Linked DNA regions of Homo sapiens: region 1 is linked to region 2. A link is a loop called in an ENCODE intact Hi-C map of the cell type or tissue named here. Cell type or tissue: PC-3. All regions are shown on one strand.

What was found. A loop is a pair of places that touch in the nucleus more often than their neighbours do. Peaks named below come from ENCODE experiments on the same cell type or tissue, not always from the same donor. Only the 100,000 strongest peaks of a DNase experiment are listed, where the experiment ranks them.
Region 1: a loop joins it to region 2, with 4 times the contacts of the local background. A loop is called at or near these places in 23 of 110 quality-filtered maps.

The regions. Positions count from the first base shown.
Region 1 is chr2:54,083,672-54,086,171 of GRCh38, forward strand. It overlaps a transcript of ACYP2 not described here. Among named protein-coding and RNA genes, the nearest start is that of ACYP2, 31 kb to the right of the region's middle. In PC-3, CTCF peaks have their summits at 1,165 and 1,384; a DNase peak (open chromatin) is centred at 1,130; H3K4me3 peaks cover 312 bases.
Region 2 is chr2:53,967,968-53,970,467 of GRCh38, forward strand. The region is part of intron 1 of PSME4 (proteasome activator subunit 4); the gene reads right to left. Among named protein-coding and RNA genes, the nearest start is that of PSME4, 1.8 kb to the right of the region's middle. RefSeq lists an enhancer at 1,874-2,500. In PC-3, no CTCF peak of the experiment used is centred here; a DNase peak (open chromatin) is centred at 1,514; H3K4me3 peaks cover 2,500 bases; H3K27ac peaks cover 1,694 bases.

The DNA.
Region 1 (2,500 bases), 120 kb after region 2:
CCAGAGTCCTGCTGATAATTACTGTTCCCCCATCCCCCCAAAGGCACAATCTGGACAGAATATGCTCTTACATCCCCCCAGACCCTGGGGCATAAACATCTTTAAAACCCAAACCAAATTCTACATAAAACTGGCCAAATCCCATAAAATTGACCTTGAAAACTGACCCAGGGCAGATCCAGGTTTCAGTTTGGAGTAGTCTGATGCTTGTACAGTTTTGAGCGCTCTCTTTAGAAAGAGAATGCAAGATTACAAATGTAAAATTAAGTACAAAAGTGAATATTTAAACAGAACAAGAAATCACACCAAATTATAAATTTTGAAAAGATGAGAAATGTCCCAAATATCCCCAAATATAAAACAATAATGATTTTTTAAAAGTATAATTTCCAATTTATTTTTTTCCCAGAGTATAACGTTTCTTCCATCTCTAAAGGTTCAGCTCCTTACATGGGCTTTGGTGGAGGTGAAAGGTGACCTGATAAATAAGGTTCTACTACTCCAAAAATAGAATAATGGTTTATATATCAGAATTCTTCAAAGCCTAGAGAAGGTATCCATTTAGGGAATGTCAGTTCAAGGATTAAATGCAAATCTTAGTATTCAGTTTATTTCTTTTTTTCTTTCTTTCTTTCTTTTCTGAGACGGAGTCTCACTCTGTCGTCCAGGCTGGAGTGCAGTGGAGCCATCTTGGCTCACTGCAACCTCTGTCTCCCAGGTTCAAGCTATTCTCATGCCTCAGCTTCCTGAGTAACTGGGACTACAGGAATGCGCCACGCCCGGCTAATTTTTGTATTTTTAGTAGAGACGGGGTTTCACCATATTGGCCAGGTTGGTCTCGAACTCCTGACCTCAAGTGATCCACCTGCCTCCACCTCCCAAAGTGCTGGGATTACAGGCATGAGCCACTGTGCTCAGCCTCAGTTTATTTTTTACTCATAAATAACTCAGATTTGATTTCTTCTTATGGGTTTGCTGGAAGTAAAAATCACATTCACAACCACTGAAGCCAGACATTTGATTACTCTTAACAATTAACAGTATTATTTATTAGGAAAGTAATGCTGTAAGAGTCAGCAAAATGGGGCCTGGCTTCCCGGGGCTTTGTCCTAGTCAGCAACTTGCCTTGCACTGCCCTCTTCCTGCCACCTGTGTCCAGCCTGAGCAAGAAAAGATCTGATGCTCAGGGAATCCCTCATTGGGAAAATTTAAATATGGACCGTATAGTAGATGATAATATTGAAATTAGGTTATCTTTTTATTAGATGTGATGATGGTAATGTGATAATGTAGGTGAATGTTCTTATTTTTAGGTGAGGCGTGGGGAATGTTTCCGGATGGAATATTCTATGTCTTCAACTTACTTTCAAAAAAACAATACAGCAAGTCCTCAAATAAGTCTCTTTGTTCAACGTCGTTTTGTTCAGTGTGAGAAAAATGATGAGAAAAAAAATCATTCCTGGAAATATATTCCTGGTCAGGGCCACTGTCTGTGTAGAGTTGCACGTTCTCCTCACGTCTGTGGGATTTTTCTCCAGGTGATCCAGTTTCCTCCCACGTTCCAAGGCTGTGCACATTTAGTTCACTGGCGGGTCCACGTGGTGGCACTGTGAGTGAGTGGGTGCTTGTGGGGGTGTGAGAGTGCACCCTGCCACGGGACTGCGGACTGTCCGGGGCTGGTTGTCACCTTGTGCCCTGAGCTGCCAGGATGGGCTCTGGCCACCTGTGACATTAAACTGGAGTAAGGGGGCAAATCATTATCTTACTAGTTTTTATTCATCTTTCTTTTTTTTTAAATTCATCTTTCTTAAATGTGTATATAGCTCACATTTATCTCAGTGTCTAATACTATGTGTTTTGGGCTTCAGAAGTTTGGTGATGTTTTTGTGACCAGAAATATGCTGAAGAAACTTAACTCTAGTTTATATCAATTAGCCTGTGGTAAAATTGGCTTTGTTATAAGTTGTTTCTCTGAAAGTTGAAGTTTCCAAGAACTTATTGACAACTTTAAGTGAGGACTTACTGTGTATGGAAAAAGAGATAGAGATGTGAGACAGAGAGAGAGAGGTGGGAGGAGACAGGCAATGTGGCAAAAGTTAAAATTATTTGATCTCAGTGAAGAATATATGGCTGTTAATTATATCATTCTTTCAACTTTTTTGAAGGCTTGAAGTTTTTCAAAATAAAATGTTGGGAAAAATATGTATATATATATATAAAGACTATGTATAGCCTCTGACCTCTGGTGACTCTAAAAGTTTCTTTGAGTCACTTTTTATTTTTATTTTTTTGAGACAGAGTCTCACTCTGTTGCCAGGCTAGAATGCAGTGGCGCAGTCTCGGCTCACTGCAACCTCCACCTTCCAGATTCAAGCAATTCTCCTGACCCAGCCTCCAGAGTAGCTGGGATTACAGGTGTGCACCATCAGGCCTGGCTAATTATTGTTTTTTTTAGTACAGACAGGGTTTCACCATGTTGGCCAGGCTGGTCTCAAACTCT
Region 2 (2,500 bases):
ATGCTTCTCAAGAATTTAGTCCAGGCCGGGTGCGGTGGCTCACACATGTAATCCCAGCACCTTGGGAGGCCGAGGTGGGCAGATTGCTTGAGGTCAGGAGTTCAAGACCAGCCTGACCAACATGGTGAAACCCTGTCTCTACTAAAAATACAAAAAAAGTAGCCAGGCATGGTGGCACTCGCCTATAATCCTACCTACTTGGGAGGCTGAGGCAGGAGAATCGCTTGAACCCGAAAGGCAGGGATTGCAGTGGGCCAAGATCCTGCCACTGCACTCCAGCCTGGGCAACAAAGCAAGACTCCACCTCAAAAAAAAAAAAAAAAAGAATTATTTAGTCCAATCCCCTCATTTCACGCACAAGCATACTGAAACACATGATTAAGTAACTTTCCCACAGTCTCAGAGCTAGTGGGAGAAACTAGATTTTCTTTTCATTACCACTTTCTATTCTACAAAGTACTAAATATGATCACCACTCAGCTTTCGTCACACGTTTTGGCATTATTCAGATGTTCACTTATGCAACACAGAAGGCTTAAAAAACAACAAGCACAACTATGAACAGGTCACCTTAACATGACTTAGGAAAAAAACACACCCAAGATCACAACATGTCCCACCGCATTCAAAATGTCTCATAGTGCAATATCAAGAATCAGTTTCCAGCATCTAACCACTATTCCAAAATAAAATTCTACCCAGTAGCATTTCTTGCTGGTTATTTAGCTATAAATGGTTATGGGTTCATGGGTATTAAGCCATCAGCTATCTGCAATCCAGCCCTAAACACCAAACATTAGCTCCATTGTTATTTTTAGCCCTTTCTAGGTACAAACTTTTATCTAATAAGCCAAAACAATAACAAAACTCGGAGTGCTAATTTACCAAACTTGTTAACAATAAATACTTTAGAAAACAATGCTTAACTATGCCTTGGTAGATTCTAGGTTTATAAATCCAAAGCAGATATGCCTTCACACCATGGCATATTTATATAATGTACACTAAAAAAAGCTGTTTGCGTCCCCAAAAATGGTAGGTATTCTCTGGCAAGTCTAATCCAAGTGATTAAAATGGGGAATTACTGTAACAAAGTGACTATTTTTACTGTGCCTGAGCAACACAAAAACCTAGGAGTCTCACTTGAAAAAGCATTTGGATTTTAACTATTTATAAAATATTCTTTTTTGACTAAACGTGGTTCTCCCTGTTGCATTCCTGCTTCTGCCGCCCCTCACCTCCATTCTCCTAAGGATCCTAACACGAAAAACTTCATTATACTCTAGTCAAGGGGAGAGCTGTTAACCTTGACATTTTATGATCACTCTCTGAAGAGGGCAAATTACATGTTTTAGTTTTGCTTCTTTTTAATTAAAAAGGTCCCACCCACCCCTCAAGTGGAAATGAGAAATTTGTCAGAGGCCCCTTAATAATTGGCAGATGAGAATCATCCAGTGAATATACACAAAACTATTACAAAACCCTGAGTCATCACTCAGTTCAATCAGCAGCTTTGGGTAAACACTGAATGAGTGAGTTATGTCTTGTGTGTTCACCCGTCCATACCCACATGCGTGAACATACCATGTTACTAGATTTTATGTACAGTTAACCAAACAAGATACAGCAAAATTCTTTCTTAAAAAGCTCTTCGGACACAGTAAAGATGCCCATCCAGCAAGTAAATGTAACCTTTTTTCCCCCACTGTATTTTCACTCGTTTTTTTTTTTTTTTTCCTAATTTCAGTGACACTATAGTTTGAAGCTAGTTTACAAACAGAACTCCTGAAACTGATTTAGGTAATCTCTTAATCTGAGTAACTCAAAAAATTAACACAAGCCTGATACTAATATCGCCCTGGACATCCTGACAGTGCTCTTCCCTACTTTCCTCAGTATCTTAAATGTCTCTCCAAAAGAAATGTCACAACAGGAGCAACACACAATCCAAAACAACACTGTCCACATAAGACGTTAAGCTCAAGAATGAGGTCTGACTTTAAACGACCCTTTTCGATCAACTCCGCCAGGTCTGAGAGGGCCCCCAAAAAGCAAAACCCTTAAGTTTCCCTATGGTCTTCTCTCCATTCAGAAAGTTACTAGACGCCAACGGAGATGCGAAGAGGCGGGGATCGTAGGGGAAGGAAGAACCGGAGGAAGCAAGGAGACAAGTCAAGGAACTCCCCCAAAGACAAATTCTCTTTGCCCCGCCTCTCCCATGCGCAAAAGTCCACGGAGGACCCTTGAGAAAGGCTCACCTCTCTCCCTCGGGGCCGGGGCCCTTGGGCTACCCAGGGCCCCCCAGGTGGGAAGACAACAACCCGAACACTTCGGGAGAAGCAGATGCGGAGGACGTAGAGGGATGGTAAAGACCCGGGAAGTCCCGTAGGAAAGTGGCAGGGAGGACGGCTTGAGTACTTCACAGGCTCTGTCACGACCCTGGGATCACCGCTCGGGGACAGCTCCAGCGAGGACAGAGCTAAGGGTCCAGCCCTCTGGA